Regions from separate parts of the Homo sapiens genome. Here all the other regions are linked to region 7. The links are chromatin loops, found by intact Hi-C in ENCODE. Cell type or tissue: endothelial cell of umbilical vein. All regions are shown on one strand.

Region 1 (4,000 bases), 200 kb after region 7:
GTCCACAGCATCCAGGCTTTGGAAAAGTTAAATCCAATTAATAAAGGACTAAAATTGTGAAGATAAGGGCTCAGAGATATGGACAGAATTTTTGATCCTATATTAACTAAATTGGCTAGGTATATAATCTCAATTACCCAGTCAATAAAGACATATTTACTAAGTACATTCTGCAGGTATTGAATATTTCATAGGCAGTTTTTAATCCTATACAATTAGCATCTTATCAAAGAGTAAGTCCCATTAGTTTGGGCTGGAAATATCAAAGTAGCAAAGAAAATACTTTTACAAAAAGATTTTTTCAAACTAAGCCACCAAATCCCCGGAAGTCTACTCAGGAAAGGGGTGGGCTAGTTCATATGATTTATCTATTCAAATTCTAATTCTGTTAACAACACAACTGAAATTCCGATATTGCATGCTTTTAAACGGTGGGTACATTCCCTGCACAGCATTCATTCTTTAAGCTACTATTAACTGAGTTCCTCTGATGCAGAAGGCACTAGGTTAAGTGTTCAACCATGTGCTGCCTAACCCACATGGCGCACTCATCTACTGACACTCAACAATGTCTGGCAAATGAGCACAAGAACAGACTTTGACATCATGGTCCCAATGAGCCTTCTGGGTGGCTTTCACTAGGATGACTGAGTGGGAGGCATGAAACAGTACTTCGTGGAGGAAATAGTTAATATCAAACCCTTACTTGGGTCATGTTTATAAGCACCTTAGTCAATAAGTTTTATCCATATAAATACTGACTAGTTTTCCCTTGATAGTCTGAAAGTTGGCTGGCAAAGAAGCAGTATCTTCTCCTAATTTCTACTCTTTCCTGTCCAAGAATAAGTTATATATCAGACACCAACTTTATCCAATGAAAGCGTCCTCAGGATGCCTGGACCCGTTTTAAACAAAACAACTTTTGTAGATTTCTCCTTGTTCAGCCACTGGACTGTAGTACTTTTCCCTGCTGGAAATGTATCAAACTCAATTCAGCAGGAAGGCTGTTACCTGCTCCAGTAATCAAAGGACATGGTGTGTGATGGTGATCTGAGTAAGAGCTGGGATGGGGGAGAGAAGAGCTGGAGCTGGCAGCCACAGCAAAACTTCTGTGCACATTATGAGTCTCCCTGTTGTTTTAATTACCTATTGGTGAGTCTTTGGCTTGGCATTTTTATTGGCAACAACTACTTGGCTACTCCCCCTTCCTTTTCAATCAATGGCTCTGGTTCCCAAATTTCAGTGAAAAGGGGCAGACAGACCTTCCTTTCATGCCACGTTCTCTTATGTTATTTACTCCTTCTCCTTCTTGAATATAAGTTATATTTATATTTTGCTCCATGAAAATAAGGAGGAACACTGAACCAAGCAGTCTAAAATCAGGGATTTAAAAATATCTCTAGCTAGATTATCATAACACTTTCAAGGCAAAAAGCTTAGATTAGAAACCATTCTAAGGTCATAATGGGCAACAATTTCACTTTAAAAGATTTCATTACCCTGTGAAACCAGGGCAGATTTGGTCTACTGTCATGACTGCCTCAGTCAGACTATTGAGACAAACTGTGCTGCCCGCTGGAAAAGCACCATTAATACCCTCACGCATAGTGGCGCCCCACAGCCAGTGTTGTGGATAAGATGTGTGCCACTACCCTAAAGTGATATTCCTTTTTTATCAGACCATACCAACCTAGCTTTCTGGATTCTCAGGACCTCTTCTGCCCAAAGGAGTGCAAAAGAATGGAACACAGAATTTTAGGAGTCATTTTTGTAGTGTGCTTAGATCTCACTTAACTCTTCCCCCTTACTTCCCAAACATTTGAGCCTTCTAAAATGTTCACTGAAAGCCTCTTTTCAGTAGTAAATTGTTCATCAGTGCCTGTTCATTTCATTTCCCGGAATGCCTGACTTATAACCAAGCTATCACAGCAGTGCAGTGTCCGGCCATGACTCATTGTATGATACCAAAGTGGGCAACCTGGTCCTGCCCAGAAATAACAGATTGTCATGTATCCATGACCACTGACTCATTCATTTATTCCGCAGACAGTTGTTGATCACTGAGGATGTGCCAGATCCTAGTTAGGTATGGGAGCACAGATTAGACTGGTTCATGGTGTGGGATCTATTCCAAGGTCTCATTAGGAAATGTCAGTGAAGGTTAGAGTTTCCTTTCACTTTGTAGAAAGAGAACACCAAACCACTTTGTAGAAAGAGAACACCAATTTCTCTACAATTTCATTACTGAAAGTTCTCTCTCAGTAATGAAACTTTTCTACATCTGAATTCACCATCCCACTGGTAGAGGAAATGGAAAAAAAAGGCATCACAGCCTCAACTGCTACCAAAAAGGGAAAGGTGTTGCTCAGTTACTAAGTGGTCAATATTCTTCTATCAAGTATACAACCTCGGAGGGTAGAAAAACATGCAGAAATAAGCCAGCCGCAAGAAGAAAGTTAAACATGTGATAAGTATACAGAGGAACATAAGAAGATTCCTGCTGAATGTACTATGGTGTTTCATAGAGGAGTTGCCATTCAAATTCAGTCTTGAAGAATGGCTTTATTTTGTCAGGAGGTGTATTCCTTCTAGAATCAAGATAAGCAAAGGCACAGAAAGAGGGAATCCTGGGGCAGTTGAGAATAAGAAGTAGCCTGCTCCCTCTAAGAAAATACAATCCACTATGGCTAGAAATAAAGGATTAATTCATATAGTTCCTGGCTTATCTGTCAAGCCGCAGAAATAAAACTTTGGAAGTTCTAAACATAGCAGGTGAAAAAAAATTACTTGAAGGTATGAGGTGGAGAAGGCATAAAGAATTCAAGGAGCAATGCTTACCTATGTCACTTTTACTGAGAGATTTACAGACAAGTACCACCTCATCTAAAGGGGTTAAAAGAGCTAGTCACATCATTTCATGTTGAAAATCTTGCAGCTGATGCATTCCAAGGTAACATTCTGTGCTATTTATAAGAGATTGCAGGAAAAAAAAAAAATCCCTCTTGGACTTGGCTTTACTCGATTTTCGTCTATCATGTGAGGAGATTCTCTTTGGTTGGTCACCACACTACTGACTACATTAGTAACAGCATGTAGGCCTCAAATTGTAAACAATTTTATTGTGATGACATAAGCGTTGGCTTACATTTTCAATAAGTATGGTTAATCGGGAAGAAATGGAAAGAGAAAAGCAGCTAGGTACATGGGGGTGCAACTGATTAGCACATGCCAGCACCCAGTCAGCCTCACAGGAGGGAAGCATGATCTTTCTATCGGGGAGCTTGCAAGGCAGCAACATACTCTCTGGCCAAGCAGACACTGCTGAACCTGCTGGGATCTGCCAATGAAAGTGCTGCCAGTTTCTCAAGAAAAGGATAAGCATGCTCCCTTTTCCCTTCCCAGTTCCTTCTAGCTAGAGACCTTTCTTCTCTCCACCATTCCACCCCAGCCTAAGGGGAGTGAGAGGGAGCAATAAAGTAAGCTGTACCTTTAACCAGAAAGTGTAAGTGAGTGAGTGTGTGTGTTCTTTCCTGTTAAGCACAATCAAAAGGCAAAGAACCTGAGACAGGTTGGTAACCTGAGTGAGAGCCCTGGGCCATCTCTAAGATGCCTGCTCAGGGGCTTCCTATTGCTTAGCACATCAAGTCCTTGACTTCTAGGTCTAGTTTTTGAGGTCTGTCCTTGACAGCACAGAGGTCCTAAACAAGGAGGAAGATCTCCCCTATGATAGTAAAAAGGTACTATGCTTACTCTTGCAAGCCTAACTCTCTAATGCACTCCTTTTATCTGGAATACTCCTCTCTCTCATCTAAATCTACCCAAATATTCTTAAGTCTTCACTCACTCAATATAAGGACTGGTCCTAAGTCCTAGAAATAAAAAGCTTAATAAAAGCATAGTACTTACTCTCAAGGAGCAAATAGTCCACTTCTAGTTTCAAATTTTGTGCCAACTCCAATCGTTAATGGCGCCCTGGAACACTGTATTGAGGATTTTGAAA
Region 2 (4,000 bases), 150 kb after region 7:
ATTCAGCCCGTAACAGGTGTTCATACAGATGTTAAAATGCATTCATATTTCAGCCCTAAAGTGTTGAAAAACACAACGACATGATGGACGTCGATGTCAGGGTAACAGCCTCTTTCCTCCTTACTCTGATACTCTCCCTAACCCTCTGCAAAGCGTGGCATCATCTTTAACTGACTGTCTTTCTAGAAACCCTAGGCTGTCTTCTAGATGCTATTTCTCTAGAAGATTTTAATAGAGAGACCTACATTAAAGGTCACAGGAGTGGGAGGATGGAAAGGACTGCAAGGGTAAAATCGGGAAAGGAAGGAAGCTCCTGCCTCTAGGCCCAGCATGTAGGAGCACAGTTAAGAGATGACAAGTTGTGCTGCAGGCAAATCTGCTTCCTACACTCACTTCCCAAATACCTCTGGAGGCATCCAATACTTCATTCAAACGCACTCAAGGCGAAGCGCTCAAACCGTCACTGAACATTTCTCTGGCAGGTTGCCAGTACTTCATTCTTCTTGTTAATGGTGACAGAGAAAATTACACAAAGCATCCAGGATGCTGATATGCCACTTGCTTCACAGTTTACTTCAAAGTCCCCTCAGAGTTTTCCGAATTTTACTTTCTGGAACAAAGAATATTATTGGCATAAGCATCAAGTATGCAGTTAATAGTGAGCAATTTCTGAATTTTTGAGTCAGAAGCAATCTGTCAGCAAGTAATAGCCAAAGGCCCTGTAGTAATAGGCTTAGTTGGCCCAGGCTTATTTCTCTAATTCACTGATTCTCTTGCATCAAAACAGCAAAAAACAAAGTTTAAAAAATGATGATTTTTCTACCAAGTTGTCTCCCGTGGCTTTTATTCTTATACTGTAACATGACCTGGCATTACCCTGGGCTCTCCTTTAGTCTCCTTGGTTGAGGATGACATCTAGGGAGACCTATTTAACTCATCAAATCATAAAAGCTAGACAGAACCACAAGAAATTGTTCTGTTAAATCTCCCTGGAAGGCTTCAATGAGGCACAACCATCAAAGTTTTTCAGGGAAGAAAGGCAGTGTTGTCTGTATATTTAGCCGTCAAAAAGGTTTTCCTGTGTCAAAGTCGCTCTCCTGCCAGTGTCTGAACTTGAATTAACTCTAAATCTTGCCAAATTCCCTGCCCCACATCCAGTCTCAGGAAGAAAGCCTGGTATTCGAATATTTTCCAACAAAATACACAAACTGAACTCTCAACATTGACCCTGGGTTGCCTGTGAAATCTTGATTTCCAATTTCTACAGCTAGAAGAGCCCTTAGCCCAGGGCTGCTTCAGAAATCCTTGCTTAATGGATGACTCATATGGTCAGTCCTTGAAATCTGAAGATTAATGTTGATCATAAACGTGAATTTTTGGGGAATACTCGGTAATTTTTTGAAGCCCAGTTTTTCTTATAATCTGTGAGAAACTTAGCTGCTTATTTAAAGCTATTTGCTTCTCAATTTACTGTGTCTCTGCATAGGTGATCAAACATACTTTGCTGTATTCTCCTCTTTCTGTGGTCTCCCTTTCTGCTTTCTTCCACTCAGTCTTCAGCAAAGAACCATGTTCTCAAGAACACCATCCATCCGACAGTGCCCCCTGCCTCCCATCTGGCAACTCAGCAGTGGTATTCATTAGTCCTGGCTCTGAACTCCTGGCTTGTGCTGTTGGACCAAATAGCCAGTAAGGTTTGCTCAGTGACTTGTTGTTTGCAAAGAAAGAAACTAAGGCATGTGATCACTTAGTGAGGAGTGGGTGAAGAGAAACTTGAGCTGTACAATGTTGCCTGTTATAAGCATCGTTGTCAGCCCAGAAACCCAGGGTTTCCAGGCCTAGAGTCACAGTGAAAATGCTTCAGGTGTCATCAGCACAGTTGAACTGCATATCCCACCCTTGCCAAACATGGTCCACCTCACACCCTTATTTCACAGGTGGGAAAACTGAGTCCCAGAGACACATGGTATTAATTTGCTTAAGTTTGCATGGTATATAGCTCATTGCTGGGAAGTTGTATGTAGAACTCAAGTCCCCTGACTTCCAGTTCAGTGTTCATTACAGTATACTGTATGGTCCTCAAGTACTTCTTCACCATTCTGTCCATCCCATTATGCCACCCTAGACTCAAAACCATGCAGGTCAGCTTTCTGCATGCCAAAATAACAGGTCTAAACACATGAGCTATGCATCCAAAAAGCCCGAGGGTACGCCTGTCTTTCTGTATCAGGAATTGTCCATGTTCTTTACCAGCCAGCCCCTGGAGCAGCTAAATGGCACTTGGTAGCTTTGCACATTCATTCTTCAGAGAACAAAGGAATACAGATGACACATGATGTTGCTGGCCTCCTCAAACTCCTTCAGTGTTTTCCCTACAAAGGTTCAAACACCATGGCCCCATATTAGAGATGCTCCTTAGCCTGCCCTAAACCTCCCTGCTTGCTTTCTCCACAGTTGTTCCTTAACTTGTTCTTTCTTGTTGCTGTGCATTTGTCTCCTTGCATACAGAGTGCCCCTCCCACTTCTTCACCCAATTATGCTTGAAACTCCAGGACCCACATTCTTTTTCCCAGGCATTGCTCAACAGTCACGCCCTTCACCCTCTCAAGAAAAATTTCTACTCTGTAGAGAAAAGTGGTTCTGAATAATTAACACACTTAGTGGCCACTAGAGATGGATTCACAGCATCAGTTTGGCCACAAGCCTTGTTCCCCACCAGTTCCTCCTTCTCTGTTTATCTAGTATGATGCCTGGCATATAGCAGCTTAGTGAGTGTTGGGTGAATGGGAATTAATGAATGAATAAATGTACTTTATATGCTCTGTATGTGTATGTATATGTTTGTGGGTGAGTATGTGTGTGTATATGTGTATGTTTGTTGGGGGATATATATGTGTATATGTGTATGTTTGTGTGTAGGTGACTATGTGTGTGTATTTAAAAGTATTTGAAGTTTGAAAGCCAATAAAGCTACACTTCTTTTTTGTTCCTCCTCAACAATGAAAATTAGGAGTTCAATGATTCAACAATGAAATTAGGAGTAGAACTTAAGTTTATGGTCGGCTTAAGTAAACCACAACCCTCTCCATCCCTTCCATCTTAGAAACATCAGCTTTCTGAGATTTCAGGCTTGCTATTTCACCCATAACTTGTAAATGGGTCCAGTGGCTCTGAGTCAGAGCCCCAGACTTCGGCTCCACTGCAAAGAAGGGCTTCATTGATTTGAAAGCCAAGCCAAAGAAATGTTTGCTTTCCTTGCAGTAGCTGACTGAATTGTGCTCCGGAGCGGTTGGGCTGCACACGTGGCCCTGTGAACTCTGCAGGGCCAGGGTGTAGCTCCATATGGCGTAGGTACTCATGATATGGCATCATGCCATCTGCAATGGCTTAGCACAATGCACCTATACATAGGAAGCTTAAAATATACTGGAGCCCTCAAATTTGCTTTTAGTGGTTGTATAAATTAGTACAATCTTTGTGGGGGTAGTTTGGTAAAAGGTTTGAAAACTTTAATTTTGCCTATTCTTTTTCCTTACAATTTTACTTCTGGAGGCTCTAGAGGAGAAACCATTTCCTTGCCTCGCTACTGCAATGCCTACACATGGTCACAAAGATAATTTATGCAATTATTTTCATTGCAGAATTGTCTATAATAATGAGTGAGTGGAAATTACTTAAAAGTCTCTCAATATGGTACTAGTTCATTAAATTGTGGTATAGTGAAAAAAACCCAGAATACTAAGCAGACATTCAAAACAAGCGAGAGATGCATAAACTGGCATGAAAAAATGTTCACAATATGTTGTTCAGTTAAAAAAAAAGTAAGTTGCATGCAGTATATCTAAAAGAACTGGACTTTTGAAATCAAAATCATGAGATACGTATAATGTGTTATATATATAAGCAGAGAGATTTGGAAAATAAAGAGGTTATCTCTTGGCTATGTGATTTGGGAATGGTTTCACCTTCTTAAAACATTTGAACTTATTTTCCCAGTTAC
Region 3 (4,000 bases), 390 kb after region 7:
CTCCCTGACTTCATTTCCTGCCCTGGGATTAATTTCTTTACAATTGACAATAGGAATGGCCACTCCCTTCAGGAGAACAGCACCTTTCACCTTCAGAGGAGAGGGATCTTACCTAACAAATAATTCACAACATAATCAGAGAAGAGCTTAACAGTTAAACTTCAGTACATTCTGAGGTTTTCAGTTTTAAATGATGCCAAAAGCAAAAACTGGACTTTACTGAGAAAGTGTAGCAGATAAGTGTAACACCCTAGAGTCCAGGGGTCATAACTGTCTTTCTCACTGGAATAACTTCCAAGATTAGCAGAATCCTGCACGTAGTATTCAAGCATGATTCACTAAATGGACAAATCAAACTTGAATTGTTCAAGACTTTTGAATGCTTTTTAATGGTCTCTTTCCAAGTATGAAGTAAAGATTATTCCCGTTGTATTTTTCAAATACTAATTTTCTATATACAGCTCTCAACACTTACCTCCTCTCTTCCCTGAACTTGCAGCTATCTAACTGCATACAGAGAAAAGGAGCATTAACATCCTCCCTTCTGATAGTGCAACAAAGTTTGAAGAGACACAATCCTGGTTAAAGTATAAAACAACCATGTCAATTACAAAATAGAACCTTCAGGTAGAAAGGACCCATCTATTTTCCCCAAAGGAAAAATCTGCCCCAAGTCCCCAACTCCTTTGAACTCCTTTAAAGGGTACTTTTCCAGGCTTCTCTACTTCTCATTCTTGTACCAGATCCTTCCCTCTTCCTGTCCCACCAGGTAACTCAGCATTTGAGTGGGCAGCAGCCTGTCACCCACATAATCTCACAGGGTACTGGACCCAACAGTCCATGACTCCAATTTACCTGGTCACCTGATTCAAAGTTAGGTTGGCCAAAGCTGACCTCCAACTTATGCCTGCTCTTGACTTCTTAGTCCTCTCCAAATTCTCCTTGTGCTGACGTTTGCACCCATTTCTGCCTGCTCTGTCTTGCTCTTGTAATCTAACCTCAGTGTCTGCCTCTCTGCCTTGACTCCATTCTGGCTCAGCTTTCCCTCAGGGTTTCCTCTGGCCCTGTGTCCATCCAGTCCTTCTAAGATTACCAGTGACTCCAGCTTTGGTCTATGAGTTCTCATAGTAACACACTCTTCCTGGCCATGCTCACCCAGGGCACTGGACTTCTGCCCCCTGCTGCACTCCTCTCTGGGAGCTCCATTCCCTCACTCATAGTTTGTTTCTGTTATACAAAGGCTGATTCTTACTTTCCTTTTCCAGTTATCCTATCTATTTAATAAAGTCATCAGATGGATCACCAAATTACTGAACACAATTTAGATAAACATTTTATAAGCCAAAACTACCCAGATTTATTGTCAACAATTGCATCCTATTTTTATTTTATTTCATGATAAGAGTATGCTCCTCAATTTAAAATCAATCTTTGCATCCAGGCAAGTGAAACTTAAACTAAAATTTCAAGATTCATTTTCTCCTTGAGAAAAATCAGTATGGTGTAATGGCTGATGGTATCAGAGTATGGACTCTGTAGGCAGATGACATGGCCTAGTTTGCATTTCAGATCGGTCACTTACTGTATGTGTGACCTCTAGAACAAGTTACCGAACCTATGCCGGGGATAATATCATGTTGGGGATAATATCATTTCCAACCTCAAAGGCCTATTGTAAACTTTAAATGCCTTCGTACGTGTAAAGTACTGGGAACAGAACTTAGGGCATAAAAAGCTGGTGAATACTAGCTACCATTATTGTTCTTGATCAACAGCTTAGTATACTGCAGTCAGCAGCTCAGAGATCACCCATGAACTCTAACAACACTCTCAAAACCTTTTGACAAGCAATTAAGATAGATAATGACTACTTTGTAACAAACATAAAGTAGTTTTCTTACTGGATGAAAAGAATGTAACCCTGCCATTATGGCTTGTAGTAGCTGGAAAAGCAACCTGGATCAGTCCATCGATTACTGGAGAGACTCTGATCTTACTTAGTATCTTACTCATAATCTATCTAGGATAGACTCACAGATAGATTTTTTGTTGCTGTTAATCATGCCTAGAAATTACCGTCCCCCTTGCTCTTGGTCTTCCTTCCTTTTTCTACCCTCTCCCTACGACTACTTTTATTCCTGACAAACAGTCCATGGAGCCTCACATCTTCCAGCATGGAACACCTCCTAGCAAATGAACCACATTCCTTTACAAGACTCATTACTTCTCACAGCAAACATCTGATGCAAAAAGTAGGCTCAAGGGGCAGAGATTCTGATCCTGTCTCCTCTGGAATGATGGAGTAGGAAAAATACAAGGAGCTATCATTTCTGGCAGAGCCAGGACATCATAACCAAAGCATCAATTTCCCTTTTAAAGATACTTTAGAGCAATCAGCATTTTTTCCCAGACATTACAGTCTGGGAAATCCTCATTATTTGTGGATTCCATATTTGGGAAGTTGCCTACTCACTTAAATTTATTTGTAACCCTGAAATCAGTATTTGCAGCATGTCTGTGATCATTAGTGGTCATTAGCACAGTGTGGCAAAAAAAAATTCGAGTTGCCGCACGTGCAAGTGCACAGCTGAGGTCAAACAAGGCAATATTCTACCTCTTTGTTTCAGCTCTTACCGTAAACAAGTGTCCTTTTCATGATCTATTTAGTACCACGTTATTTGAATTTTTGTGCTTTTTGTTGGTGATTTTGCTGTTTAAAATGGTCCCCAAGTGTAATACAGAAACTCTATCTAGTGTTCCTGAGCACAAGAGGGCTGCTATGTGCCTTATGGAGAAAATGGATAAGCTTCATCCATGCTGTTGGCCATGAGTCCAAAGTTAATGAATCAATGATACATATTAAATACGTTATCTTTAAAAAGAAACACATATAAGACAAGGTTATGTTTTGATCAGCTGACAAAAATACTGTTATCACAGGCTTATAGGAATCTGACTCTTTATTTCCTGTGGGAGTAATCATTCAATGTTCAATTAACTTGGCGTTCATGGAAACTTTACAGATTTACAGTGAAGAAGAAGAATCAAGTGTACATCCCAATCTGAATTACTGCATTCAAAGAAAAATTACCACTGCTAGCCACTCTACAAGAATAGCACAGTAAGTTGTCAAAACAAAACTATTCCTTCAATTTACTCCTTACATAAAGGGAAACACTGTGATAGCCTTTTGTGATAAATAAAGATGCCTAATATACCTTACCTGAAAAAAGACTACGAAATACCAAAAACAAAATATAGTTTAAGGATAGGGATAAAAGATAAAACAAAAACAGTTCTTGAAATACTGTTCCCTCTCTTTTCTACCTACTGATTATCAAAGTACAGTTCAGAAGACAACCAGGAAGTTGTTGCCTTCTCTCTGCTACTCCAAACTACAGCAGACATGAAGTCGTACTGGCAAGGAGATCAAAGTGTCTGTCTGTCTGCCATGTTCCAGGTCCACAGAAAGAGAATTCAGTAGACACATATCTCCCATCCCTTCCAACTGGCAAAAACGTTGGAGAGAAGAGCTAAAGTAGGCATGCCTTTCTCTACCACACACCACTCATCACCCAACTACTCTGTCCTAGTGGAGGGGAGTCACAATTATAGGGATGGGCCCCGACTCTGAAGACAGAGAAGAGAGGCAGGTGACCTCATGCAAACATTAGGAGTACCCAGGTCCACCCTCACTTCTGAAACCTAATGCAAGTTTGGAGTTGCCCAAGGCCACTCTCACTTCTGGTACTCACTGCAAGTTTGAGGGTCCCTGAGACCACACTCATGCCCCAAAATTCACTAGAAGGACTCAGAGGACACAATAAAACCATTATACTTTTGGTTATAGTACAGTGAAAGGATACAGATTAAAAATCAGCCAAAGGGAGAGGCACATAGGGCAAGGTCGAGATTTCTGGGTATGGATATGTCATATAATGTCTTCAATAAGTCTTCAGTAAAATCCACAAAGTACATTTATGTTTTATAAAACACATTT
Region 4 (4,000 bases), 290 kb after region 7:
TCCTGGTCAGGTTACAGTATGTTCTTACCAAAATTCTCCTGTACAACTAAAATGACGTATTTTTCTTTCCTTTCCTGTCATTAAATTATAATGAAGTGTTGGTGACCTTTCTGTTATGGTTACCGTTATTGCTATGGGGATAGTCCTATACATTCCAAAAGAAGAACAACCACGTTAGTTCAATATATAATATTACTTAAGGCCCTTTGTCAGAAGTAGGAGCAAAAGTTGTTATAATAATATAAAGTCTTAATAAATATTTATGTACCTATAATGATTTTAGTGTTGGATAAATTATATGCACAATGTATTAATCTGCATAGTATTTTTTACAAAGCCCTTTCACATATATTTATCTTATTTGAACCTCATGAGACTCTGTAGAACTGGTAGGTTAGTTACTATTAACTCCATTTTACAGAGTAGGAGTGTGGCAGACACTTGGAAGACACCTGACATCCATTCATCCCATCAACGCATCCAAATTGCTAACAACATCCTGATCGTGTTTCAGAGAGAAATGTGCTTTTCCTCAATTTAGTATTTGTTTTCACAAATCATTGTTTAGTGATTTAAGTATAATGACATAAGTTATTTAGCGATTTAGGTATAATGACGTAAGTATAAATCATTATTATATGCATGTCTCATATAATTTATACACACACACACTCCCACACATATATGTCATAGCTCTGCTGTTAGGGGTATATAACACGGTTCAGGCTCATGACTCAAAAAAAAAGAGATCGGCTAGTATTTCTGAGAAGTCTTTGTATGCTCGGGATTTTTTTGGTGGTGGTTATTTGTTTTGTTTGCTTTCTTAATTAAAAGAACCAACACAGCTGTCTCTCTTCTTCATTCTTTTTCTTGCCTTGTATGTAAATTTAAGGACTACAGCTACCATAGCCATTATGCGACCAGGAAGGAAAGACCAAAAGAATCAGAAATATTGGCTCAGCAGTTTGCTTCTGGACTTTGTTACAGGAGAGAATAAACAAACTCTCATTAGAGACTGTAGTTAAGTTTTCTGTTACCTGCAGTCCAGTGCATTCTCAATTGAGTCTGAGACTGAATGTTTAAGTGACATCCCCAAGGTCATGCAACCTATAAGAGGCACAGGTTAGATTAGCTTAAGTCAGTCACTCTTTAGAAAGCTGTCTCATATCCACTTACTGGTCAACAATATTTTATTAAATACTTATAAACTGCTACTATAAATACTAAGATGAATCAGACACAATCTTTTTCCTTAACTCCACAAGTCAAGGAGATAAACATGTAAGCAAATAGGAATAGTAAAGATGTTGACAGGAAAAACTATGAACCAAACAAAATAGGTCTAGAGGCAAATCCAGTTTATGACCTGTGGTTCAGAAGATATTTGCGCAAGGGTGTGAAAGAGAAAGAGATTTGCCTAATATAAAAGGAGAAGGGTATTTCAGCTTCAAGGAGGAGCAGCAGGAAAGGCATACAGGTGGAACTACAGTTGTTTTGTGTAGATCTGTGTGCTTAAGTTTGTTTCTTCTGAAGGTATAGTCTTAGAAAAGGGATTGCATGCATGCGATTTATTAACATGATCCCAGAGAATAAGTACAGGAGTTTTGGAAGAGTGAAACAAGGATAGGGAAGAACCAATACAAGGGTGCATTATCAAGTAGGGTCCTACTGGGTATCTGGAGCACAATTCTGCTCAGACTCTCTGAAGAACTATATAAAACATGCCTCAGAATTGTGCCCCTGAAAGCTAGAACATGGGAATATTTATCCATCAGCTCCTTTCCTCCACTGGTCAAGGGTTGCCCCATGAATTGTTAACTACTTTGTACTTTCAGGTTTGTACATGTCAAGAAAGTTCTCAACAGCATTCTTTCCATCCTTTCAGGAATGTCCCCGGACAGAAATCAAGAGATAAGAGGTACAGCTGAAGTATTGTTAAGTTATACCTTTAGAAAGCTGGTCTCTATAGCAGTAGCTGGACTAAAAGGTAGACCAATAGGATATAAGGCCAGGCACAAAAGATGGTCTGATACACTGTGATACGGTTGTAGTGGAAGACATAATGTCTACAGATGAGACTAGAAGGGTAGACAGGGACTTAATTTTTTTAAAAAGCCTTAAATTCTGGTGGTAGGGGTGTTCGTAAACCTGGGGTTCCCTCCTCCTTAGGGCACACCCTTGAATTATATGTAGGGGTTTGTTTATATAAGTACGGGCCTGTATTTTTTCTTAGTGGGAGGCCTTAGAGTTTCAGAGGACTCAGTGATTTCGAATAGGTTTAGAGACCCCTCTTCTGGTCAATAAGCAGAGTAGAGATAAGAAAATTTTGGGTTAGAGTTAACATTTCAGCTTTTGCTTACTGCTAATGTTTCATGCTTTTTGAATCTTATAGATTGGAAGGCTAGAGTCCAAGATGCATTTGGTGACAAGCCTCTCTGGTCAGCATTCTGTGATTTACCCTGAGATATCTATGGGCCTACTGGATGGAAAACTCTGGTGTGATTGTATTTTTGTTATGAAACATTGCTGTTGAGTGCTATACTTTCTTGTAGACCTCTATGTATTATCTCATTTCATTCTGACATGATTCCCAACATCTACACTGAGTTTAGAGCCATATCTTTGTATAAGATGTGACTCCTTGATGCACCTACCAACACCTAGACTCTTTACAGTAATTGTTGGCTGGAAAAAGTCTGTGATATCTCCACTCTCCAAACTTCTAGAGCCTCAATTTCAATAATAAATTTGGAGCATGGATATATTTTCCCCTGAAATATGATTTGCTATGCTAGAGACAATGTAGTTTGTAACTACATTCCTTCCAGAGGATTTTCAAGGGTAGCAGAATATTGTGAGTTTAGTTAAGGAGAAACTAGCACCAAGTTCTGTGTGCTTACCATGGGATTTATATAAATATTTTAGAGTTATAACATTCTATTTTAAATTGATAAAGACCTAACTTCTACCACATCCCAGAACTCTACATTTCAACTTCTTCTGCCCCGACATTTTATGTTATTGCTGTCACAATTCACATATTTTATATTGTGCATACATTAACAAATTATTTGTTATTTTTACCATTTTTGCCTTTTAATTTTTATGCTATAAAGGTAATGTGTATACTATCATTACAATATTAGAGTGTTTTAAATTTGACTATATTTTTACATTATATATTTCCATACAGTTCAAGTTGTTAATAGTGCCCTTTCATTTCAACTTGAAGAATTCCCTTTAGCATTTCTTGTTAGGCAAGTTCAATGGTAATGAACTCCCACAACTTTTGCTTTTCTGAGAAAGTCGTTATCTCTCACTCCTTCATTGCTGAAGAACAAGTTTGTTGGGTGAGATATTCCTGATTGAGTTTTCCTCTTTTAGTACTTACGATATATTATTCCACTCTTCCTGGCTAAGAAATCCACGGATAGTTTTTTAGAGGTTCCATTTTGTGCGACAAGTTGCTTTTCTCTCGCTAAAATTCTCTGTCTTTGGCAAAAAAGTTTGATTACAATGTGTCGTGGTGAAGATCTTTTTTATGTTTAATCTATTTTTGATTATTTGGGATCCATGAACCTAGATGTTCATTTCCCACTGCAGATTTGGGAAGTTTCTGTTATTTCTTTAAAATGACTTTCTTCCCCTTTATTTCTCTCTGCTCCTTTTAGGACTTTCATAACACATATATTGGTTTTGTTGATAGTGTCCTAAAAGTCCCATAAGTTTTCTTCACTTTTTAAAATTTTTTGTTCTTTTTGTTCCTCTGGGTTATTTTAAATGTCCTTTCTTCAAGCTTGCTGATTGCTTCCTTCTTCTGCTTGATTAAGTTTACTGTGGAAGTATTTAAGCTCTATATGGAAGTTTTCACTTGGGTCATTGCATTTTTTAGCTCCTGAATTACTGTTGGGTTCTTTTTAATGGTTTGTATTTATTTGTTTAAATTATTTGTTTTCCTGATTTTGTGTAGTTGTCTATATGTGTTCTCTTGTAGCTCACT
Region 5 (4,000 bases), 590 kb after region 7:
CCCTCCTCCCCCAACAACACCGTGAGAACTATTCTAGAAGAATAAATGTAACACTCAGACTTCCAAGTGAGACATGAAAGGAGGATTTGAGCCGAATTATTTTTGTAGAAGCACAATGTGGGGCATTTGCTTAAGGAGCAATACCAGACTCTCTGTGCCTTGTCTCTCTTCCCCATATTTTACCCTTTTGAGTTTCTTTGGAGAAGGCTGGCTCTGGGATATGCACAGAGCCTTATACACTAGGTTCTAAGACTCCTCAACTTAAATAATAGCCACTTACCACTACTCCTCTCCTTCGAATCCCACGGGATGGAGTTCCACTGTCCTGCAGCTCTCTTTCTTCTGTCTGTCGACAGCTTTCTTTTTAGTGTATAGATCCTTTCATTCACCATCTTCTGGCTTCCCATTTGTCTGAAGTCAAGTTCCTGTAAGCACCATTTAAGAACTTCCTAGGTACTGCAAGTTATTTTAGCTAGTCTTCTAAAATAGCATCTGGTAATTCAAATGATACTGTGCTACAAGATGAAAATATGAACTTCATTTTATTGTGGATACAAATATGAGCAAAAATGCTTATGGGTGTGGGTCAAGAATATACTCATGGAAAGTTAATACCTTTATTACAACAAAGAACTTTTTTATAATAACTTAGAAGTCATTCAAAAGTAATCTAAGAACAGATTTATTTTAGAAACTAATTACACTGTGACATCTGGACTGCACAGATCAATCAGCAATATTAGAAAGAAGTGTTGAAAGAGAATGAGATTTTCGGTCAGAAGATTAAGGCCCAAATCCTGTCTCTGCTGCTTTCTAGCTTTATGACCTTGAGTAAGTTTCTTAACTTTTGAAGTGTATGCACATAATACCTTTCATAATAGAATAGTTGTGTTCCCATTGTTTCCATGCCTTTCTATATCCACTCTCCTTGACTTTTCAGTTCCTCTCATTAAGAATAGAGACTATTTCCTCATTCCTTGAAACTGGGCCAAGAAAATGCTTCAGAAGTAGTTGCGTGCCAGTGCCAAGAGTGAGCCATGAGAGGATTCACATGCCTCCACTCACTCATTTGGCACCTGCTTGAAACTAGCTAGGGTTAGCCTGCTGGAGAGGCAATATCCACTCTTGTGTGCCCAGGTGACCAAACTCTACACCTATGAATGAGGCCACCCTAGACTAGTAAGTCCTAGAAATCTGCCAACTTACCGCAGACTCGTTAGCAAGCCCATTTATGATCACCTGAGCCTGGTCCAGACCACAGTTACCCAACCAAGACAAAGACTTGTGAGTTAAACAAATTATTGTTTCAAGCCACTCAGTTTCAGGGCAGTTAGTCATACAGTTATAGCAAACTGATACAGGTACTACATAGGTTGTTGTGAAGATTAAATGAAAAAAATATGTAATGCACTTACTGCAGTGCCTAACATATAGTAGATTCTTAATGGATTGTTGCTACTTTTATTATCATCATACCAAAATGATCTGTTTTTATGTTAATGAAGTAATAGTTCATGACAGTGCTTTTTCTAATATTTCTTTCTGAAGGCTGTATTAGTCAGGATATAAATGACAAATACAAATCAACTTAAATTTTAAAAGGAGTGGTTCATTAGCACTGATGTCAGACAGACTGAGATCCAGACCTCAATATCACCATTTCTCCCCTATCTTCCCTGTCTCTCTTTGTGTTGGCCTCATTCTTACTATTGCAGACAGGCTTTCTCTACAAGAGATAAAGTCAGCCATCCTCAGCTATTCTTCTAGTGCCAGGAACATAGAAGCAACAGCAATTTTCCCTATTGACTCCAATATAGAAAAGTCCCAGACAAGGGCTCCAATTGGCCCAGCTTGAGTCACGTGTTAATACCTGAACCAACCACAGCAGCCAAGGAGGTGGGGCTCTCTGTCCACATCACTTCATGTGCTGACCCTGTATAAACAGGGAGAAAGCAGAGTCTGCACTGAAGACATAGAAAAGAAGGGGGAAATGTGCTCAGTTGCCAAAGACAATACTACCAGAAGCCTGGAATAATAAATTATGCTATGGCCACCCTCCAATTCACCCCTTATTATCACTGGACTGGATCTTTGGACTTGAAGCCTATAGTCCACTAAGGCAGAAAATAAACTGCCTTCAGAAACAGAATTCAGGGCTCTGTGCCTACTTTTCTCCCTATAATCATTCCTTAAAATTATTTTAACCACCCTGATATGGAGCAGCCCTGGGAATATGAGGGAAATCAACCCAATAGATATGTACTTTTAAGGAAAAGCATTTTATTATACTTAACTTCCCATTCTTTTACCAACATACAAATATTCTTATTGCACTCTCATAGAGCTTTTGGTGTTCTAGACACTGAGATTTTATTTTATTTATTTTGAGACAGTGTCTCACCCTGTTGTCCAGACTGGAGTACAGTGGTGCAATCACGGCTCACTGCAACCTTGACCTCCCAGGGCTTAGATGATCCTCCCACCTCAGTTTCCCAAGTAGCTGGGACTACAGGTGTGTGCCACCACACTCAGCTAATTTTTTGTAGAGATGAGTTTTGCCAAGTTGCCCAGGCTGGTCTTGAACTCCTGGGCCCAAGCAATCTGCCAGCCTCAACTTCTTAAACTGATGGGATTACAAGTATGAGCCACCGCGCCTGGTCTTGGTTGGATACAGAGATTTTAGAGGCTTTACTGGCCATGGCTGAATTTACACCTAATCCTCAAAGATGATATCTTTTGTGAGCTGGATCGTAGGATTGTAGAGATAGAAGAAAACCTAGAGGTCATTTATATCTAAATTGGGTGAAAGTAGCAATGACATCCCAGGTGATAGACATTGGGGCCATGGGTGTTGCAATTGTTGCTACTGCTGTTATAGTTGAATGTGTGACATAAATGTCACATGTATGAATATGTAATCTTGTGCCCATGCCCCACTTGAGGTTATAGCACCTAGAATTGAAAAGAGGGTAGTCCAGCCTGCAGGAGAAGAGGGAGGGGATCCCCTCACTCCTTTGCCATGCCACACTTTTTAATCAATGAAACCTAAGTTAACATTAACTTTGTTTAAAAAAAGTAAGTTAATTCTGGCTGTGCGTGGTGGTGACTCATGCTTGTAATCCCGGCACTTTGGGAGGCCGAGGTGGGCGTATCACTTGAGGTCAGGAGTTTGAGACCAGCCTGGCCAACATGGCGAAACCCTGTCCCTACTAAAAATACAAAAATTAGCCAGGCGTGGTGGCACAAACCTGTAATCCCAGCTACTTGGGAGGCTGAGGTGGGAGAATCACTTGAACCTGGGAGGTGGAGGTTGCAGTGAGCCAAGATCACATTGCTGCACTCCAGCCTGGGCAACAGAGTGAGGTTATATAAAGTGTGGTTCATCTTAATTTGATAACGGAGATTTTATGTAAAATCTCTTCTGCACCACCATTTTAGAGATCTTACTTGAAGTGCTGACTTGTCAATGACAGAGATACTGAAGAAACTGCTAAATGAATGCTATTTGAGATGGAGATTTTGTATTTTTATGAATCAAAATAAATAAATAAAAATAAGTTAACTCTGCTGACAGCCATTGTACACAACTGATTTATACTATCTTCACTGCCAACTACATTTCCTGTCTTCTTCAGATTTGTCACAGCTACTTATCCTGTATACATGCTATTGACTTTAGGACACATGTAGTGGCCTTTACATGTAGTCTCTTTAAAACAATTCTTGCTATACTACCAAGTTTAACCAGCCTAAGACTTAGGATCTTGATTTGACCATTTAATTTATTCTATTTAATTTCACATCATCCCAAATTTGATAAACGTGCATACAACATCCTCAACCAAATCACTGTAAAAAGAATTAAAGAAAAAGGCCAAGAACAACCCTAGACACATTCCTCCATTTGATATCAATCTATTAAATAGCTATTGAGACAATTATCAATATACATAATTACACTTACATCCCAGCCCCAATATCACTTCATCCAGAAGTGTAT
Region 6 (4,000 bases), 130 kb after region 7:
CTGCTTACAGTAGGAGAGTAATATGAATGTATGCATGTCGGTTTACATCTTTTTATTGTGCTTTTTAACTGTAAGAGTGATAAATGCTATAACAAATTCAAACAAGAAAGAAATGTAACAAATGAAAAATGATTTTTGGTTAGTCATTTGCCTCATCCCGTTACGTTTAACCACTTTAAACAGTTTGAGTGTGTGTGTGTGTGTATGTTTTCTTTGTGTATACTTTCCTCAGTGTAGATACAAGTGTACATATATAGATATTTGTCTTAATTGTTGTAAAAAGGATATGCAATACATGCTTACCTATATGCATATATATGCTATATGTACCTATGTGACACTCCTTTTGGTGCCACTTAGCCAGCCAGAAATCTCGGTGGCCATCAGTGCCTCTGCCCGGACTTCACTCAGGCCCACTGGGCTCACTCGCAGGCTGCTCTCAGCTCACACTACTGGCCCAGATCCTGTGCCCACCATGCTCTGCGCTTAGCCTGTGGCTGGTCCCGGTGTGCAGTGACAGGCTTCCTCCTTGGGCACTGGCGTCTGGACAAGGCGGGATGTGGCAGTGCCCAAAAACTTGGAGATGCCAGCAACCGCAGAGCCCCAAGGGATGTTACAGCTTTTTATTCATTTAACATAGCACCACATCAGTGCATGTAGATACATCTCATTTTTTTTGGTCATTTTGTTCTATTCCTTGGTATGGATGTTACATGAATTATTGATCCATTTTCCTATTGATGGTATTTGCATTGTCTCCCATTTTTTGCACTTATAACAGTGTTACAATATACACATACAGACACACACACACACACACACACTCACACATGTCCCTTTCCCAGTAGACCCAGTACTTTTCTAAAATAAATTCTGTAAGTGGTACTTCTGGGTTGTAGAATGTCTTTATTTTAAATTTGAAAAATTCTGCCAAACGGTCTTTCAAAAATGTCATACGAATTTACACATGACAGAAATTACACATTAACAGAATTTGAAGGGGTTTACCTCCTTATCCGCTTAAAAACACTATATGTCATCAAAATTTTATAAATTTTGCCAATTTAATAAAAAATAACCTTTGTGTATTATGGATTATGTAATTGTCAGTTTGAGCATTTTTCAAATATTTATTGACCAATTGTAATTTTCTCTCTAAAATGCCTCTTCTTATTTGTTCATTTTAGTCTCCCTCCTTCTGATTTTGGTCTTTTGATGTTGTTTTATTGGAATATTTTAGCTATAATGGATGTTAACTCTTTGTCTTTTATCTGTGTTGCAAATATTTTCCCACAGTCCTCATTTGGCTTTTAAATTTGTTCTTGTGAACTGGTTTTTGCCAAAAAGAAGTTTTGACTTTTTAATCATTCCAAACTGTCAACCTTTCCTTCATGGACTCTGGGCCTCCTGTTAGACTTAGAAGGTTCTCCCCACTCCAAGACTGTAAAAATGTGGACAGTGTATTTATTTAGAGCATTAGATGACCAAATTCAAAGAGGCCACAGTAACATAATTGATACGATGCCAAAGAAAATAGCCCGAAGCCCTGCCGAGGAATCTGCCTAGCCCTCCTTTTCCCCTCCACTGTACTTTTCCGGCCTGTGATTATTTGTTATGCCTCTAGGCAGCCCTGACTTTCCATTAAGTCCTCCTCCCTCCTCTTTTATTCCTGTGCAGAGAGCTGTTTGCTTTTCAGTTTTTGCTTTTTGTTTTCACAGACTGTGATGGCCAATAAGTGGGACCCCTTTGACCTGTACTTCTCCCTTCCTAGGACCAAATGCAGCATTACTGACTATATGTACACCTTCCTGTTCTCCCGTCTCTCCTTTCATCCTCCCCCTTCCTGGAGTGAGCAAGCAAGGGAGCCAAAAGCAGACTTTGACACATCTGCCCTGGCTTGGCTCTATTCCAATGGGAAAGTTTGATGTTGCAAGCTTTTGAAAGTCGCTCACATTTCCCTGACTTACAATCATGCAGGCTTCCTTGACTTCCTTCTAATTCAATAAGGATAAAGAAAGCAAGCTGTTTGCTGCAGCCTGGGTCCTGAGGGAATCAGACCCAGGCAAATGGATAACCTAGAGCCATTGTCATGGGCCCCTTTTTTTGTCCCTTCTGTCTCCAACACCCTGCCCACCCGAGGCTGCCTTTTCTTTCTAGGCAGGGGCACTCTATTGGGGCATAATCTGATACGAAGTTTCTCTCCTTGGTGGGGTCAACCACAGTCCAATGTCAAGGGTTTTCTTAGGAGGATTTTTGCCCCACTACAGTCTCCATCAGCCTCCAACATCTGCTGTGTATGTTTATTTAAACATACTCTCTAAATAAAAGCAGTATGCTTTCTATGTGAATGTGGTTTCCAGACATGTCCCCCAGCAACCAGGGCTGCATGTGTCTGCCAAACCTAGATCCCTCTTAAGTAGCTATTTGGGAGCCACCCCTTCTCCCCAACTTCCCAGGTATTTATGGGGGGCAGGGAAGAGTGCAGGGGATGGAGGGCTGAGGCAAAGGGCTACGATGTTAGCTTTTAGTGAGCAAGGCCGGGCAGTGGAAGGCTGACCGGTACCTCTAACTCACCCTGCATGGGAAGGCCCCTCCTCACAACTCTGTCCTGGAGGAACGAAAGTCCCACTTCCCTTGGACCTTTGCTGGGGTGCAAGATCCTGCCTCATAACGCTGCGCTTGTTGTTGTTTAAATCCTGTTAAACAGCAGAATTTCCAAGAACACCCAGGCTGTCTTGTGATCTTTGGGATTGTGCCATGGGTGCTTTTATCACTTTCTTTCATTTTGGCTATCTGTATTTTCTGATGTTAGTAGTCTGATATAATTCTAAGTATTGCTTTTAATATTAAAACAAGGTTTCATTTTAACTTTTAAATGTTATCCTCAGGGAAGCTCTCAAAATTCCCAGGTGGGGGTTAAAGGAAGCTATGTGGGAATATAAATGAGTAATAAGGCCCCGAGATTTAGGAAGCCCTGGCTAAATTTCGGTTATCATTGTCGTCATTGCTATTACCATTACGGAGCAGAAATAAGTTTGGGGTGGAAGTAGAGAGTCAGCACTGAGTGAGGGGCAGACAGCTGATTCTAGAGTTAGATGGCACTTCAGCCACATTGATGTTTAGGAACCACACAAGGTTTTCAGCTAGTGACGTTCCCGGGGGCAGGAAGGATGGTCATATTTTGATGTTTTTGCCTGTGGCCTGGGTGATAGGCAAATAATTCAGTAAAGAAATAACCTCTATCAACATCAAACACTGAAGAGAGACCAGAAAAACTGAGAGTGTTTTGGGAAAAAGAGCAGAGAGAACTGAATTCCAAGGGGATCCCGAAGCAAAGAAAGATTGCTGGTCTGGAAACTCCTGAGAGATGTGCTTACCATATACACAGGCTTTTCTAAGATCATTTTGATTTCAAATATTCTGTCCTTGTGCTTCGACAAATGTAGCCAAGGGTTCTGATATTTACATTAGAAAACACGACCGCCATATGTCTCCTTAAGCACAGGAAAACTCTAAATGATGCATGAATCCCTCTGTTCAACATGCATCATGAATCCTGTATGCCCCAAATATTTTGAAGTTTCCCTTCACTGAAAGGAGCGGAGAAGCAGCAGCTCAGTGACACACGAGCTGCTGAAATGGGTTATTGAAAACCCATTTCAACCAGAGGGTACCGTTGCCTCTGTGGCTTCATGCCTCAAGCTCACACACAGGGCCTCTGCTGTTTAGGGTGCCAGGAACCCCTCTAGGGATCCAAGTATTCAAGGCTGATGAAGATGATTTCGAGGTGACATCTGAAAAGGCTGTATGTATGGCATAAAGGCTTCCCTGTATGAAATCCTGGCAAAGCTGTTCAGCAACATGTGAGTGGATGGAGAGAATGGGAATTTAAGAGGGCATAGTGCCATCCATGGCAGAGCTGGCCATAGACAGGAAGTTAGAGACCATAACTCTCTTTTTCGTCTGAACTAAAAAGCTCCAAAAAAAAAAAAAAAAAAAA
Region 7 (4,000 bases):
CAGGTTTTCAAGCTCATGATAACACTAATGCTGAGAGGCCTTCTTTAGTCATTCACAGCAATTATCCTTCTCCAGAGTGCACTCGCTTGCAATCTTAGATTGTTTCTTGAGCCTGATAAGAAGCCAAAGAGGCTAAATGAGACGTGTTTAAAGGAGGCCCAGTGATTTGGGGGGATGTGAAGCTCCATTGGTCACAACTGGAAGGCCATCCAAATCAGAGCCTGTCACTGGAGCCACATGAAGATTGCAATTTAATAAAATCTAACACCTGCTTAGAGACCATTCTTGTAGTGGACACAAAGTGCCAGCCTCTAATACTCCTTCCTTACTCTTCATGGAAACCTTGAAGAGTGATTAAAAATAGTACTGTTTATGTCTCTGACCACAGAGCCAGTCATTTTCAGCACTTAACTGAAATTGCTCATGATAGTGTTTCTAACAATGGCCACATAAGTGGCAAATCCCTTAAGAATTTTGCCCTCTCAGCAGGTGGCAATCTGCCACCTTTATCTGATCATTTCTCTCCTCCTTTGGCATTGTAGACACCATTTTTTCCTGGTTATGACCCTACTTCTCTTTATCTTCTTTGTCGATTGCTTTTCCACTCCAGGGAGTTCTGTGTTTGACACACAGGAGGTGTGGGTAGTTGTTTACTCTGTAAATAAGTTGTTAGCCGTGCAGCACTGCCAAGGAATTGCACCAAATGTGTATGCATTAGCAGTTAAGAAGAGCGTGTGCAATGTGAGTGAATGGAGTCTGGTCATTTGTCATCCAATGCCTATTTAGCACCTGTTATGTGACAGATAACAGGCCGGCACTCGGATCATAACCCGGAGCAACATAGTCAGAAACAAACACAATTTCTCTCCTTGGTAAGCCTGGTCTGTTGGGAGGTTTTGATAAGTAAAAAGAAGACTGAGAGGCCGGGAGCGGTGGCTCACGCCTGTAATCCCAGTACTTTGGGAGGCCGAGGTGGGTGGATCACCTGAGGTCAGGAGTTCAAGACCAGCCTGGCCAACATGATAAAACCCCGTCTCTACTAAAAATACAAAACCTAGCCAGGCATGGTGGCAGGCGCCTATAATCCCAGCTACTCGGGGGCTGAGGCAGAAGAATCGCTTGAACCCGGGAGGCAGAGGTTGCAGTAAGCCGAGATAGCACCATCGCACTCCAGCCTAGGGGACAAGAGCAAGACTTCATCTCAAAAAAAACAAAAAAGAAGACTGAAAAAACATCAAAGAGATCTATCAACTTCTTGCTTGGAGGATGAGAGCAACCGTACCCAGACTTTCAGGTTGAGACTTAAAGGGTGATTAAGATTTGGAGAAAATTAAGAAGCATAAGCCAGGTATGGTGGCTCACACTTGTAATCTCAGCGCCTTGGGAGGCTGAGGCAGGAGGATTCCTTGAGGCCCAGAGTTTGAGACCAGCCTGTGCTACATAGTAAGACTTTGTCTCTACAAAAAAATTAGCTGGATATGGTGGTGTGTGCCTGCAGTTCTGGCTACTCAGGAGGCTAGGGCAGGAGGACTGCTTGAGCCCAGGAGTTGAAGGTTACAGTGACCTATGATCGTGCTACTACTGCATGGTAGCCTGGGTCTTGCACATTTAGGAAGATTTGGAAGAATGCCCAAGTAGGGTGCAAGCAGTATGCTCAGGACACTCATTTTGCCTGACAGAGAACTTTAGGTTACCTGTGCTTAGAAGCACACAGCTACAGAAGGACAAGGGCAAGTCACTGGTGATGTGCCTTCTTACCAGAAGGAGGGCACTCTTCATGCGGCATGTTGCTGCCCATACCTTGGTCACAAGAAAACAGAGAAGTAGACCAGTTCAACCACAGTGAGAAGAGAGGAGAGAGCATATCTATTTGAAGCCTGATGACTGAGGCTTTATAGGACAAGTGAATCTTCACAATTGTGCCTTGTGAAGGCAACCGGGTATAAGGTCCCTTTCCTTGCAAGATAATTAATAAGATCCCCACAAGAGGGCGCCCTGGTAGAAGAAAGTCCTGGCTCATCCATTCACATCCTGTGCGCCTGACTCACTAAGCTCCCTCGGGGTAAACCAGGACCTTCAGAGAGAGGCCCCAACACGAAAACATCCCTGATGATGAAAGTAATGGACACTGGCCCACTGAAGTTCCTGGGGAGCTGAATCACAGGTGTTCTTGTGATTTCACAAACAAAAGACTCCTCTTATAGCAGCAGTGCTCTATTTTCTCCTAAGTCATATTCTGTGGGAGCCTCCCACTATTTGTAACAGTACTCATTAAGTTCGTACTTAACAAGTAAGCAATGAGCTGCTGTCTTTGGCCTCTAGAAAGATTCAAGGTGAACCTTTTGTCTTCTTTCATTTCACACCATACACATCAACATCAGATCTGCTGCAAGACCAAGAGATTGTATATTATTTTAGGTGAAATAATACAGTCATTTAGGCATCCCTTAGAAATATGCCTAGAAACTAAAGTCCCTTAGAAATTAAAGTCACTTAGTTTCTTAGTGATACTATCTTGGAATTCCCACCCATTTCCTCAGGAAGTGCTATTAGCAGTACAGGATGCAGAATTTAGTCTAATGAGCAGACAACATTGTGGGTGTTTTAAGAGCAGGCTGTGTCTTGAAAAAACAAATGGACCTGTATTTTTCTTTGACTAAAGGCCCCTTATTGGAAAGGTGCTCCCCGCTCCCTGCAGGTGTTGTCATGGTAACATGTGATAAATAATGGATATTAACTGATAAGGCCCTTACTTCCCTAGGCTCTTTCCAACTCTCTAAGAATGTTCTCACAATTTCATATTGTAATTCTGTATTGTTTTTCTTAGAGTCCCAAATTATATATGTTTCATGCTGCTCCCACAAAACCTTAGTTCCCCAGGTGTTAATTTTATGACAGCATATCTAACTGCATCCTCTGAGCAGCAGAGCACCTGTCAGTCTCTGCTAGATTGAACATGTCTAGGACAATAGCAATTGTTTCCAATTGTACGCATTTCCACCACCTTTTCTCCCCTGGTTTTTCTTTAAGCGACTGTTGTATCAAAGCGAAGGAAGGAAGTGACTAAGAGAAGGAAATTATGCCTAAGTCATTTTAAAAGGGCATTTTTCAAACGACAAAACTTTTTCCCAAGCAGGGGTTTCAGGCTAGGCTAAGGACAGTGTGGATCGAAACACAGATCCTTAAGGAGTTGAATTTCTTCTTTGCCGTGCTCCTACTCCTCTGCATACAAATTGTTCTTTGAGCTTTCACTAGTTTTCCCATTGTCTTCTCTGCATTCCCAAGCTCACTTAATTCATGGTCTGTCTGCCTCTCTGTCTCCTTTTTTCCTTAGCCTCCAGAGATGTGCATGCCTACTTTCTGTTTTCACAGCTTCATTTCCATCTCTGGCACGTGAGAGCCTCTGTGCTGGATGCAGACATATTACCTTTGTTTTCCTGGAGTCATCCAACTGCTGCCTGTTTCCAGCAGCTCCCTTCACATTATTTGACTCTGTATCATTGCCCTCAGCCACAAGGGTTAGCAAGGCTAATGGGTACAGTGAACTTAGCCTGTCTTTTTGTATTAATACATCCCGCCAGGAAAAATCATTTACAATGGCATTTAGGCTTTGCAATGGGAAAACAGGAAAGAATCTCGTTCTTTGTGGTCTCAAGCCCATACTGGCAGAGGCTGAGTTGCTATGAAATTTCCAGCTTCAGGCAGAGAAGGGAAAAAGTAGAGGGCACACCTAAAATACAGGAATGCACACGGGTGCACGCACCCTTAAGCATGCATTACGTTTGCCCAGTAATGTATGTGCACTTGAGTGCAAGCCCCAATTCAACCTCTTTCTATGTGTTGGATATATGTATGAGAAGAAGCCTTTTTTTTTTTTCATTTGACATTCAGTTAAGCTAAAAGCAAAAACAACCATCTGTACTGCCTTTGATAGAGTAGATTGTTAAAAGCTGTTCCCTGTCAGACCTTTTCTTTCAGCCTTGGTGAGGAGACACATACA

What was found. A loop is a pair of places that touch in the nucleus more often than their neighbours do. Peaks named below come from ENCODE experiments on the same cell type or tissue, not always from the same donor. Only the 100,000 strongest peaks of a DNase experiment are listed, where the experiment ranks them.
Region 1: it touches region 7 in a loop (2.9-fold over the local background); 52 of 110 quality-filtered maps call a loop at or near these places.
Region 2: it touches region 7 in a loop (12-fold over the local background); 31 of 110 quality-filtered maps call a loop at or near these places.
Region 3: it touches region 7 in a loop (6-fold over the local background); 3 of 110 quality-filtered maps call a loop at or near these places.
Region 4: a loop joins it to region 7, with 4 times the contacts of the local background. A loop is called at or near these places in 21 of 110 quality-filtered maps.
Region 5: it touches region 7 in a loop (8-fold over the local background); 99 of 110 quality-filtered maps call a loop at or near these places.
Region 6: it touches region 7 in a loop (9-fold over the local background); 33 of 110 quality-filtered maps call a loop at or near these places.

Annotation. Positions count from the first base shown.
Region 1 is chr5:111,746,446-111,750,445 of GRCh38, forward strand. All of the region lies in intron 2 of NREP (neuronal regeneration related protein), which reads right to left. Among named protein-coding and RNA genes, the nearest start is that of NREP, 8.7 kb to the right of the region's middle. In endothelial cell of umbilical vein, no CTCF peak of the experiment used is centred here; a DNase peak (open chromatin) is centred at 1,986; H3K27ac peaks cover 1,835 bases.
Region 2 is chr5:111,696,955-111,700,954 of GRCh38, forward strand. All of the region lies in intron 2 of STARD4-AS1 (STARD4 antisense RNA 1), which reads left to right. Among named protein-coding and RNA genes, the nearest start is that of NREP, 58 kb to the right of the region's middle. In endothelial cell of umbilical vein, a CTCF peak has its summit at 1,620; DNase peaks (open chromatin) are centred at 457, 1,237 and 1,557; H3K27ac peaks cover 707 bases.
Region 3 is chr5:111,937,014-111,941,013 of GRCh38, forward strand. NREP-AS1 (NREP antisense RNA 1) reads left to right here. Exons shown (of 4, transcript NR_046678.1): 2 at 3,024-3,121. It also overlaps a transcript of NREP not described here. Among named protein-coding and RNA genes, the nearest start is that of NREP-AS1, 27 kb to the left of the region's middle. In endothelial cell of umbilical vein, no CTCF peak of the experiment used is centred here; no DNase peak of the experiment used is centred here; H3K27me3 peaks cover 144 bases.
Region 4 is chr5:111,839,492-111,843,491 of GRCh38, forward strand. It overlaps LOC105379122 (a long non-coding RNA gene), which reads left to right. Exons shown (of 3, transcript XR_007058900.1): 2 at 1,886-1,918. It also overlaps a transcript of NREP not described here. Among named protein-coding and RNA genes, the nearest start is that of NREP-AS1, 71 kb to the right of the region's middle. In endothelial cell of umbilical vein, no CTCF peak of the experiment used is centred here; no DNase peak of the experiment used is centred here.
Region 5 is chr5:112,141,917-112,145,916 of GRCh38, forward strand. It overlaps a transcript of EPB41L4A not described here. Among named protein-coding and RNA genes, the nearest start is that of EPB41L4A-AS1, 17 kb to the right of the region's middle. In endothelial cell of umbilical vein, no CTCF peak of the experiment used is centred here; DNase peaks (open chromatin) are centred at 985 and 2,005.
Region 6 is chr5:111,679,302-111,683,301 of GRCh38, forward strand. The region is part of intron 2 of STARD4-AS1 (STARD4 antisense RNA 1); the gene reads left to right. Among named protein-coding and RNA genes, the nearest start is that of NREP, 76 kb to the right of the region's middle. In endothelial cell of umbilical vein, no CTCF peak of the experiment used is centred here; a DNase peak (open chromatin) is centred at 1,730; H3K27ac peaks cover 2,266 bases.
Region 7 is chr5:111,548,735-111,552,734 of GRCh38, forward strand. All of the region lies in intron 1 of STARD4-AS1 (STARD4 antisense RNA 1), which reads left to right. Among named protein-coding and RNA genes, the nearest start is that of STARD4, 38 kb to the left of the region's middle. RefSeq lists an enhancer at 1,699-1,778. In endothelial cell of umbilical vein, a CTCF peak has its summit at 1,978 (motif pointing right); DNase peaks (open chromatin) are centred at 2,147, 2,607, 3,207 and 3,417; H3K27ac peaks cover 2,054 bases.